Regions from separate parts of the Mus musculus genome. Here region 2 is linked to region 1. The links are chromatin contacts, found by Hi-C or POLR2A ChIA-PET in ENCODE. All regions are on one chromosome and are shown on one strand. Each heading gives the region's core, a stretch centred on a gene start or an enhancer-like site at or near the end of the contact. The rest is flanking DNA. Distances are from core to core; before and after follow the strand shown.

Region 1 (2,830 bases), core at 6-2,505:
CTCAGGGCAATGGCCAGGAGGCACCTTCTTCTTTAGGCCATGCCTCCATAAACTGGCATCGCCCTCCCCCTTCCATCCCCTCGGCGCCGGCATCGATGACATCATTCCTGCCTGACTCCAGGACCACGGACCGGAGGCAGGATCCCCGCCCAGCAAAGACTCCAAACACGTAGGCCTAAGATGATAGGGGCTCTTCCGAATTCCGAACCGGTCGGCACGGCCCACTTCAGCACAGCTCCACCTCTTATCCTGGAGATACCTTCCCATGGACACCCTTGAGTCTCCATCTCGCCACCGCAAACTCTTCCCCTTCCCGATGCCCCCAGATCGAAATGGGGCTCCTCTCTCGAGAGGAAGGAAATTCCCAGGTTCTGCAATGAACCTCTGCCCCCATCAAGGCCTGGTTCCTGCTCAGCTTTGCTATATTTATCTAAAGGACCGGCGGGCAGGCCTCTCCTTTTCTAAAGGCCTATTTCCTTTCCTCCTTAGACTGATCTGCTGGCCTCCTCCCTCGCCCTGAGCATCACAGGCCTCGGGGAGCTAAACGCCTTTCTCATCCGACCCCCCGGGCTTGCTGCCAAAGATGCTCTGTGACATCCTCCTAAATTGCCCTCCACTAGAGGTGTGCACTAGAGTGCCTCCCTTGGTCCTATCCGACGGCGTTCTGCATCTGCTGACCGTGCCCTCCGCCCTTTCAGGTCCTTCGCTCGCACCGCTGGTAATCTCCCACGGTTTTCTCGCTCTGCAAATCTCCCTCCCCCGGCAAAGCGTTTTCAGGACTCCCTCTACCTTATCAGATGGCGCCCCCTCGCACAATCCCCACGGCCTAGTTCCTTCCCTCCCCTCCAGCGGCGCCCCTCCCGGCCCTGGCCTCTCCGCCGCCCGCCCCCTCACCAGCGGCTGCATCTCCGAGTGCGCGGTGGGCACCTGGAACCGGTCGATCTCCTCCATCATGGTGCCGGCGGGCGAGCGGGCCAGGGGCCGGGCGCGGCCAGGGACGCCGATGGGACCGCGCGGGGCGGCGGCCCCAGAAGCCCGGCAGATTATGCAGACTAGGCCGCCCTGGACCGGTCGGGCGGATAGGCGGATGGAAGGATGGATAGGCGGCGAGAGGCTCGCGGGATGACTGAGACCGGCGTAGCTCCGTGGGGTTGCCTAGAGCTACCGCGGCAGTAGCCCCGCGGAGCCGCAGGTCTTGCCTCGCCTCCTCCTCCGCCGCCGCCTCCTGTCAGCAGCTCAGCCACTGCGGTGACTCTGCAACTCCACTTCCGGGTCCGGGACACCGCCCGGATCCTGCATTATTCATGAGAAGGCGGTGTCTGGGTGCCCCAGCCCTTCCCACTTGCGGGAGCTCCTTGCGCGGAGGGCGGACTTATCTTTCTCTGCGGAGGCGGGGCTTAGCGGGGCCAGAGGATCCCTGCGCGCCCAAGTTCCGCCTCCTCCCCGTGTCCGGAGGGGGCGCTAGGTGCGCCTGCGCACCCGGTGCCTGTCGGTTGCTGGGTAACCGCGTCAGGGAGGAGCTGATGCTGTTCTACAAGGGCGCGAGGACCCACAACGTCAGCTGTCCCCGAAGAACCCTGGTGACTGGGAATTGAAGTGGAAGAGAGTCTGCACTTCCTGTGTGTGGTCAAGAAGGAGAAACTACTCCCCAGGAGAGGAAGCGTTTTGTAGGTTTTTCAGGGTGTGAGGTGCTTTCTATTCTTGCGGCAATGCCCTCGAAACAGATTCGTAAGCAGGTAATGTCTTACTGTGGCCTGCTGTCTTCTGAAGACCTCTGACCTTAACCGCCAGTTATTTCCTGTTGACCTCCAACCTCTCTTTCTTGTGACTCCTGGTTTGTGTTCCCACTGACCTGATTCTCCTGTTCTTTCTCACAAATCCTGCCCTCCTCTCCCAAATTTTCCTGAACCCACAGTCATTTTACTTTTAACCGAATCTGGTTTTTTCTTATTACTTCCATCTCTTCACAGACCCATCTTGTCTTGTCTTCGCCCTTAATCTCCCAACACTCCACTGAGTCCCTTCCTCATTCCCCTCTCATTCTTGTCCCAGTGGATTTTTTTATTCAACACTGCAGCATGGTCACTGCAGAGCTAAGTAAGTGGGGACATTTGCCATGTGGGAACTCAGAGAGGGGGCATGAGAACTGCACAGGAGACACGGAATAGAACAGATCGTGTGCAGGAATTTGGAGCAAGAAGTCAGAGAGGAAGAAAAAAAGACCCTTTTTCTAACCATGTTCCCTGCCCTCCAACACAAGTTTCCTTCTTATAAGACCCTCATTCACTTAGCCTTGTGAACGTTATGTTTCTGTCACCTGGCAATATGTTATCCCTTCTCACAGGAGAGTTGAATTACTCCCCAAATCACCACACATGATAAGCTAGTCTCAGGTTCTCAAGGAGCATTCTGCGATATAAAAGAATGACTCTTTCTGTCCTATAGAAATTGCTTTTATTTCCTAACGTCTAGCAGAGCATCTACTTTAAAAACAAACAAACAAACAAACAAACAAACAAAATGCTTTTCTATACTTAAGCCTAGGTATATTGAGGTTTGGAGAGCAAATCTGTGCCCATGATATCTAAGACTTCACATATTTTGGTAGAGGTTCTTGTATATCAACTTTGTGCCTTCTGCTTCTTTGACACGTGTCATCTACAGCTGAAGAACCGATCAGTCTTAGAGCTCTGTAGGCATTGAGAGGCTGTCTCTCCTTGTATTTATTGGTCATGCCCTGGTTTTATGTTGAGGCGGAATTGTGATTTGAAACTCTTGTTCTGTGCTCAAGGCAGCAGACCCTTAATTTATAGGCAGTTTGTTTTAAGTT
Region 2 (2,707 bases), core at 88-2,587, 66 kb before region 1:
CCCAAGCACAGTCTGGAACAGCCTCTACTTCCGCTCTGATCTCTAACACAAGTTAGAGATCCCCTCTCCTCCTTTGGGTAGCAGTGTCTTTTACTGATACTCTCAAAGCTGAGTGGAACCCAAAGAAGACTACAGGGGCCCCAAATTGGCTTACTGTACACTTATGTTCATTCAACATAAGCAAGGCTACATCCTGGGCATCAAGGGGTTAAGAGGAGAGGGTTTGAGTCTGAATAGGAAAGACTCCCTAAGCCCCAATGCTTACATATTAAATTGGTCTTATCTTATGACCCCCGGGAGCCTGAGAAGCTCACCATGATATCCTCCAAAGCCCTTTCAAAACTCAGGCAGAACCCATTAGGGTTTCGATGAAGGACTGGCGCCCACAGATTTAAACACCCACCTGGTTGGGCCTCACCATGTTCTTCCAAATGACCCCATAGCGTCCAATACCAGCAACACTGCGAGCTGTTGTCCATTTTATAGATGGGAAAACACAGCTCGTCAGAAGCCACCCACTGGGATCCAAACCTCCTGCCTCCACCTTCCACCATGAGAATGGGTGTGGACGGGTGAGGTCTGTCTTTTCAAAAGCTGCGGCAGATCCAGCTTGCCTCGGGCAGATCAGGACGGTTTTAGGGGTGTGAAAGGGGCAATTTAATGGCATCTGCTATTGTAGCCGAGGGGAGGAACTCTGTGGCTCCAGTCTTAGTGGCGTTCTAGACCCCTATAATCTGTCGAGTCTGCCAGCTGGCCAACACAGGCTAAGGCTAGCAGGTGGGGTTTGCTGAGTGGCTCAGCCTAAGAAAACTCTTGTTCGCTACACACTCAACCTCAGTCTTGGCTGCAAGTCCCAAGCCTACAGTTTAAGGGCGGGCCCAGCTCAGCATAACTGAGCCACTTGAGGCAGAGGCCTTTGTCGGACACAGTTGGGAGGGGAGTGGAAATGTCAAAGGCAATTCGATCCTGCCCATCTCCCTCCCCTGCTCAGGGACGGGATCCACAAGGATCAAGTAACTGCACTAACACAGCCTGGAATACTTCACACCCACCGGTGGCCCCACACCCCACACGATCCAAAGGGGCAGAGGGAAGGGCAAGGAGCCCGTAGCCCGCTGGGAAGCTCTGGCCTGAGGAGGGGTTCAGGTGTCCAGGGACGCTCCACCAACTAGAGCAAGTTCAGGAACTGTGTGCTCCTTAGAAAACTCACCACCCTCACTGGGACCCAAAGGCTTCCCACTAGGTTCACCTACCTCAGTGACCGCCACACGGAAGAAAGGGAGAAGGGTCCTCCGGCTGATCTTTCTACGCTAGCAGGAGTTGATCAGCCACAGCCCTGCGGGTTGCTGCCTGGCTGGGCACCGTGGAGCCCCTCCTGCGCCCCGCCCTCCGGCTACTAGGCCACTCCCAGCCGTCCAATGTGGTTTCAGGCCTGGGACTCCAGCCCCACCCCTGGCGCTCAGCCCCTCCCCCACTCTGCGTGCCTTGCACAGACTTTCTTCTCACCGCCCCAGATCTGCCCTTTGGGCCCGCCTCTAGCTTGATTCCACCTCCCGCCTCAGGCGCCGCCCTTGCCAGACCATTGCTAGCCTGGCTCATCCCCAGGCCTTATGGGAGATGTAGTTCCGAAGGAAGGAGTGGCTGATTGTTGGGGTTCTTGCTGAATGTTAGGGTTCTTGCAACGCCATGCTAGGATTGCTATGTGTATAAGAGCACAGCAAGGCAAGGGGGGAAGACGTATCTGTGATGGTTTGAATACGAATGGCTCCCACAGACTCATATATTTGAATGCTTAGGGCCTGGGCATGACACTCTTTGAAAGGATTACAAGGATTAGGAGTCATGGTCTTGTTCGAGTAAGTGTGACCTTGTTGGAGGAAGTATGTCACTGGGGGTGAGTTTTGACTTTTTAAAAGCCTATTCCAGGCTCAGAGTCCTCTGCCTATAGATCAGAAGGGAGGACTCTCAACTGCTTCTCCACCATACCTTCCTGCTGCTATGCTCTGCTATGATCACAGACTAACCTCTGGAACTGTAAGTAAAACCCCAATTAAATTATTTTATAAGAATTGCCATGGTCATGGCCGGGCGTGATGGCGCACGCCTTTAATCCCAGCACTCGGGAGGCAGAGGCAGGCGGATTTCTGAGTTCAAGGCTAGCCTGGTCTACAGAGTGGGTTCCAGGACAGCCAGGGCTATACAGAGAAACCCTGTCTCAAAAAACCAAAAAAAAAAAAAAAAAAAACAAAAAAAAACAAAAAAAAAAAAAAAAAAAAGAATTGCCATGGTCATGGCGTCTCTTCACCATGCCATAGAACAGTGACTAAGACAGGAGTCTTCAGGAATCTGTTCCCTCAAGGTCTGGGGAGCTGTATTCTTTTAAGAACTGGCACAGGGTTGGAAAATAGAAAGCAGATAAAGCAAGCTCACTGACCCAAGTTGGATTTCTGGAACCCCCAGGCTGGGAAGGAGAGGGTAGACTCCCTCAAGTTGGCCTCTCATCTCCACGTGTTATGGATAAAGTGTAAAAATGGCTTTAAAAACTCTGGGATGACCTGTGCTCCCATTTCCCACTGTCAATACCCCAGTCAAGAACGCCTTGGAGGGATCCTGTAGACCCAAAGAGCCTATGTTCCGAACTGTCAGTTCTCAGCACTCAGGACCAGACTAGCAGTACCCCAGTTTCTGCTCGGTATTTTGCAATGCC

The links. Hi-C counts contacts between places; a loop is a spot of excess contacts on that map. ChIA-PET counts read pairs that join two places held with the same protein, here RNA polymerase II (POLR2A).
Region 2: a map of T-helper 2 cell shows a loop between it and region 1 (2.3-fold over the local background). The contact joins the promoter of Myorg here to the promoter of Fam219a in region 1. A Hi-C loop is called at or near these places in 2 of 37 maps with a recorded cell type or tissue (T-helper 17 cell and T-helper 2 cell). POLR2A ChIA-PET finds 5 or more read pairs at or near these places in 4 of 5 experiments (Patski and embryonic stem cell).

Annotation. Positions count from the first base shown.
Region 1 is chr4:41,568,283-41,571,112 of GRCm38, forward strand. It overlaps Fam219a (family with sequence similarity 219, member A), which reads right to left and starts at 1,256. Exons shown (of 6, transcript NM_001159583.2): 1 at 895-1,256. The coding sequence starts at 954. Dnaic1 (dynein, axonemal, intermediate chain 1) reads left to right here and starts at 1,512. Exons shown (of 20, transcript NM_175138.4): 1 at 1,512-1,736. The coding sequence starts at 1,710.
Region 2 is chr4:41,501,738-41,504,444 of GRCm38, forward strand. It overlaps Myorg (myogenesis regulating glycosidase (putative)), which reads right to left and starts at 1,338. Exons shown (of 2, transcript NM_001085515.2): 1 at 1,254-1,338.